Regions from separate parts of the Homo sapiens genome. Here region 1 is linked to region 2. Evidence: read pairs that join two places in POLR2A ChIA-PET (ENCODE). Cell type or tissue: A673. All regions are shown on one strand. Each heading gives the region's core, and the rest is flanking DNA. Links, peaks and the distances in the headings are about the cores only.

Region 1 (2,901 bases), core at 203-2,702, 340 kb before region 2:
GCCCCTTGGGTCTTATTGTCAGAGAAGGGTCTCTCCTTATAGGATTTCATTAGTGGGTAGATTGGATGGCGAGAGATAGGACAGCAAGTTCTGGCACTAATCAAGAGCAGCCACTACTTCTCAGAACTCGAGGGGCCTCATGGCTGGGGAGCGGCTTTATCTTAGCAACCAGGGTCAAGGGAGGTTGTTACTCTGGTTTAGAATTAGGAAAATACAAAGGGTGGGGACAGAGCTGGGAGTGCCTCTGAATTCCTAGCTGCGGTGTGTAGGCAATTTGGGACCTTACTATGTCTGGCAGACCCCGTTGCTAAGGATCTTTGTCCTTAACAACCAGAGTCCTTGGGGAAACAGAAGGATGGGCGGCCCAGAGCCCCACCTTCCTCCCCATCCCCGCCAGGAAGCTCAAACCTTGGGGCTCAGGCTGCTGAGCGAGGAGATGGTGGAGGCGCTGCTGGCCAGGCTCAGGCTGCTGCGAGGTCGGCTCCCCTCCATCAAGGGCTGGGGGAGAGAAAGAAAGGGGCTGTGTCTCTGCAGTGACGGGTGTGAGACAGAGATGGGGTCAGGGGCTTGGAGGTCGGAGGAGGCTGCAGAGAAAGAGCCTGTTGTTTCGGGACTTGGGGGGCTGGGGGAGGCCATGGCCCGTGACCACATACCAAGAGTGGTGCCAAGAGAGGTAGGCGGCCCTGGCAGCTGCGGGAGGGGGCAGCTGTCTGCAGCCCAGGCCAGAGAATAGGGGCTTCTTTATTCCTGCCCACTGCACTCAGGCCAGGAATTTGACCCTCTCTGTGCTTAGGGACTCCCCATTCCCTGCCTCCTTCCGGCTGCCCCAGGCTACCTGTCTCCCGCCCTCCCACATGCACCCCCAAACCACCCCTGCCAACTCCCCAAGCCAAGCCCTGCGGCACCAGGAATGTGAACCCAGAGAGCCCCTCCCAGCCCAGCCAGGGAACTTACCCAGCTCTGGGGTCCCAGTGACGGGGGGGCAAGAGGACGGTGTGGGTGCTGCGGCACCTAGGCAGTCTCCCGCCTCCTTTGTCTCTTAGCTGCTGTCTCTCATAGTTCTCAATCTCTCTCCTCACCTGCTCACTCACACTTTTTGTCTCTTTGTCTCCTGTCTCTTACGGTCTCTCTCTCTCTCTCTTCCTTTTACACTACCTCTCTCCCCACTCTCACTTTCTGTGTCTCCCTCTGATCTCTGTCTCTTCCAGTCTCTCTCTCACTCATTCTCTCCCTCTCTCTCTCTCTCCAATCTTTCTGTTTCTGTCCAAATCTTTTATTGTCAGACTCACAGGGTCTCTTCCTTAAGTCTCTGTCTCATTCTCTCTCTCTCTCTCTCTCTGTCTCTCAGTCATCCCCTGTGTCCTCTCTCCTTCACACTCAGTCTCTTCCTCTTTCTCTCTGGCTCTGCCGTTTCCTCCCTTTTCTCTTTCCGATTTCCCTTCTCACTTTCTCCCTTCCTCCCTCTCCCAGTTTCTCTTTCCTCTCTGCTGGTCTTTCCCTGCCTCTGCCAGCCGCCCACGCTGCTGTTCTCCCCTCCCAATCCCGGCTGTCCCCGCCCCTTCTGGCCTCCCCACTACAGCCTGACCTCTGGCTCAGCTGCCCCCATAGCTGAAGGGAGGGGCTTGGGCCCCCCAATTCCCAGGTCCCCTAAGGACCAAGGTTGGGACTTCTCAGTGTTTGGAGAGTTGGACTTGAGGCCTGCACTCCAGGGCCCCCGTGGGTTTGCTGCTGTGGTTGGGGGCCTGAGCCACTGGTGTCCTAAACGGAGGAGGCTTGTGTCCTGCAAGGGGTGGGGACTCAAATTTCCAAAGCCCTGGAGGGAATGGGTTAGGGATCCAGACTCCTGGGTGCCCGAGAAGGTCTGAGCTAGGATCAGGACTCCTGAGTCGTGAAAGAGCTGGGGGTCTGGAAACATGGCTGTGCTTGGAAGGGGCCAGGGACGGTTTGTCCAGGTCCCCTAGGGAGAAAAGGGGATGGTCCCAGTAGGGCAGGGTGAAATGGAGAGTTCCAAACCTCCACCTCAGATCCAGGTGAGAATTCTCTTCTAGACTGAGGACAACTCCCTCAGGAGAGAGACATGATTCCTTGGTATATTTTGAGGAACAAGATTATGCATCCGTAGGCAGGGGAGGAGAGCGGGGGGCTGGAACTGTCACCCAGGGCCTGGAACTTGTAGCAGAAGCGCCCCCACCCGCACAAAGAGTGCCACCCAGGCAGAATCGCGGCTTGTGGGGGCAGAGCTACTGCCTAAGTCTGAAGCAGATGACACCCAGGAGTGGAGCCTTGTGCCTGTGACCGGGAAGGAATCTGAGCTTTCGGTTTAACTGCCATTCACCATGCACCTGTTGAGCACCTACTGTGTGCAGGCACTGTCTGTTGCAGCCACTGAGAAGAAAGCAGTGAGCCCTGGCTGGGTGCAATGGCTCACGCCTGTAATCCCAGCACTTTGGGAGGCCAAGGCAGGAGGATCGCTTGAGACCAGGAGTTCAACACCAGCCTGGGCATCATAGCGAGACCTTGTCTCTATTTAGAAAATGAATTTCTTTTTTTTTTTTTTTTGAGGCGGTGTTTTGCTCTGTCGCCAGGCTGGAGTGCAGTGGCGTGATCTCGGCTCACTGCAACCTCCGCCTCCCGGGTTCAAGCGATTCTCCTGACTCAGCCTCCTGAGTAGCTGGAACTACAGGCACATGCCACTGCACCCGGCCTAAATTAATTATTATTATTATTTTTTTGAGACGGAGTCTCGCTCTGTCGCCCAGGCTGGAGTACAGTGGCACGATCTCAGCTCACTGCAAGCTCTGCCTCCCAGGTTCACGCCATTCTCCTGCCTCAGCCTCCCGAGTAGCTGGGACTACAGGTGCCCACCACCACGCCCGGCTAATTTATTTTGTATTTTTAGTG
Region 2 (2,901 bases), core at 90-2,589:
CGAGTACGAACAGCGCCTGAAAGTGCTGGAGCGGGAGGTGAGGCCTTGGGGCCTGGCTGGGGGACTGTGGCAGGGGTCCCATCTCCCGCTCTGACATTCCTCCCATTCCGCAGGTCCAGCAGTGTAGCCGCGTCCTGGGGTGGGTGGCCGAGGCCCTGAGCCGCTCTGCCTTGCTGCCCCCAGGTGGGCCGCCACCCCCTGACCTGCCTGGGTCCAAAGGTCAGTGTGTAGCATCAGCCTGTGCATCTCCAGCCTCTGTTCCTGTATTTTTGCGTGTTTTTCTCTCTCGGCACCTTTCCAGTGTCCCTGGGTCACTCTCTTGGTCTCCTTTGAGCCTTTTGTACTCTCGCCTTCGTCTTTCTTCTTTTTTGCCAGTCTCCCAGTTTTTCTGTCTCTCCCCTTCCCTGCCAATCACCTGCTCTCTCTTTTCTCTCTTCCCCCAGACTGAGCCCTGCTGGCGGACTTCAAGGAGAAGCCCCCACAGGGGATTTTGCTCCTAGAGTAAGGCTCATCTGGGCCTCGGCCCCCGCACCTGGTGGCCTTGTCCTTGAGGTGAGCCCCATGTCCATCTGGGCCACTGTCAGGACCACCTTTGGGAGTGTCATCCTTACAAACCACAGCATGCCCGGCTCCTCCCAGAACCAGTCCCAGCCTGGGAGGATCAAGGCCTGGATCCCGGGCCGTTATCCATCTGGAGGCTGCAGGGTCCTTGGGGTAACAGGGACCACAGACCCCTCACCACTCACAGATTCCTCACACTGGGGAAATAAAGCCATTTCAGAGGAATCGTGTCCGGAGGCTTGATTCCTGGGGGAGCTGGTGGGTGTCTAGATCCAGGATGGGAGCTGGAGCTGGGGTGTTGGGTTTGGGGTTCTTGGTGGATTTGCTGCTGTAATTCAGATATTTTGGAGTCCGTTTCCTCCCTTGAGCCCCATTGTTCTTGCCGGAGACCCAGCACTTCTGTCTGCACTGTTCTGACGGCTCTCGCTTCAGTAGGACAAGACCCCATCTGTACCCCCTCCCACCCAGTTTCAACTTTCCAGTGGAAAAATAACTCAGTGATAATAAGCAAATTATTTCCTGGAATGGAGGTGGGTGGGTGTTGTGTACATCTGCTTTGGCAATAGGGAAACGGATGATGCAAATTTGAGTAGATAAATGCATACGTGTCTTTAAAAAGTCTAATTAGTGGGAAATTGCAGGCCAGGCGCACACAGGGTTGAGGCAAATATGTGTGATTATACATGCAGCTTAACTAAATAACCCATAACAAGCTAAACTGGTAATGACAAGGTTGAACTGACAGCAATCATTAGTTAAATAGCAAGAAAGCCACCAACAACCAACACATCCAAAAATCAAAACCAAACATCCTTCCTCCAAATTGGAGGAGATCCAAGTATCTGTCACCGTGGGTGCAGAGTAGCGTTGAAACATTGCCAAGTGTTGTGTGGCAACTGCAACTTCTCTGGAAGATGCTGAGTTAGTTCTCACCAACCCAAGTAGTAATAATCACTGTAATGTAACCTACTTCCTTCCTTCCTTCCTTCCTTCCTTCCTTCCTTCCTTCCTCCCTCCCTCCTTTCCTCCCTTCCTCCCTCCTTCCCTCCCTCCTTCTTCCTTCCTTTCTTTTCTTCTTTTTTTTTTTTTTTTTTTTTGAGACAGAGTCTCTCTCTGTCACCCAGGCTGGAGTGCAGTGGCACGATCTCAGGTCACTGCAACCTCCGCTTCCTGGGTTCAAGCAGTTCTCCTACCTCAGCCTCTGGAGTAGCTAGGATTACAGGTGCCCGCCACCATGCCCGGCTAATTTTTGTATTTTTGGTAGAGACGGGGTTTCACCATGTTGGCCAGGCTGGTCCCAAACTCCTCATCTCAGGTGATCTGCCTGCCTCGGCCTTCCAAAGTGCTGGAATTACAGGTGTGAGCCACCACACCCGGCCACTTTTTCTTCTTTTCTTTCAATAAGGTCTCACTCTGTCACCCAGGCAGAAATGCAGTGACTCAATCACAGCTCACTGCAACCTCCACCTCCTGGGCTCAAGCAATTCTCCCACTCAGCCTCCTGAGTAGCTGGTTCTACAGGCTCACACCACCATGCCCGGCTAATTTTTTGGATTTTTGGTAGAGATGGGGTCTCACCATATTGCCCTGGCTGGTCTCAAACTCCTGGGGTCAAGTGATCCACTCACCTCGGCCTCTCAGAGTGCTGGGATTACAGGCGTGAGCCACCGTACCCGGCCTCCAGTACTTTCTATATATGTGTGTCCAGCATTGTTTTAAGTGCTTCACGTGCGCTACATCAGTGAACCCTATGATAACCATACAAGGTAGGTTCTATTATTGTCTCCATTTTGCAGATGAGAAAAGTGAGACACAGAAAAGTAGCTCAAATAAAGTCACACATAGAAAGTAGCTGAGTTGGGGGTTGGGCGTGGTGGCTCATGCCTGTAAAACAGCACTTTGGGAAGCCAAGCAAGTGGATCACTTGAGGCCAGGAGTTCGAGACCAGCCTGGCCAATATAGCAAAACCCCATCACTACTAAAAATACAAAAATTAGCCGGGTGTGGTAGCGGACACCTGTAGTCCCAGCTACTCGGGAGGCTGAGGCAGGAGAATCACTTGAACCCAGGAGGCGGAGATTGCAGTGAACCGAAATTGTGCCACTGCACTCCAGCCTGGGTGACAGAGCAAGACTCTGTTTCAAAAGAATAATAAAAAATAAAAATGGAAAGTGGCTGCGTTGGAACAGAAATCTGGGCAATCCAGAGAGCATCTGTAATGCACGATTTTATATTTGGAAATGTCAACTGCCGTGAAGTCACAGGAACTCACTCAGTCCATGTGCAAGTTTGAGCTTTTGTCTCTCAGCTGCAAATCCACCCTTGCCTCCGCTCTGTGAT

Evidence for each region. Peaks named below come from ENCODE experiments on the same cell type or tissue, not always from the same donor. Only the 100,000 strongest peaks of a DNase experiment are listed, where the experiment ranks them.
Region 1: POLR2A ChIA-PET joins it to region 2 with 5 read pairs; 4 of 35 experiments call an interaction of 5 or more read pairs at or near these places.

What each region holds. Positions count from the first base shown.
Region 1 is chr19:48,867,129-48,870,029 of GRCh38, forward strand. PLEKHA4 (pleckstrin homology domain containing A4) reads right to left here and starts at 1,489. Exons shown (of 20, transcript NM_020904.3): 1 at 955-1,489; 2 at 409-498. The coding sequence starts at 492. In A673, for the core only: no CTCF peak of the experiment used is centred there; a DNase peak (open chromatin) is centred at 1,513; H3K4me3 peaks cover 1,131 bases; H3K27ac peaks cover 1,996 bases.
Region 2 is chr19:49,211,051-49,213,951 of GRCh38, forward strand. TRPM4 (transient receptor potential cation channel subfamily M member 4) reads left to right here. Exons shown (of 25, transcript NM_017636.4): 23 at 1-37; 24 at 114-219; 25 at 444-786. The coding sequence ends at 448. Among named protein-coding and RNA genes, the nearest start is that of TRPM4, 55 kb to the left of the region's middle. RefSeq lists an enhancer at 1-219. In A673, for the core only: no CTCF peak of the experiment used is centred there; a DNase peak (open chromatin) is centred at 1,421; H3K4me3 peaks cover 1,304 bases; H3K27ac peaks cover 2,500 bases.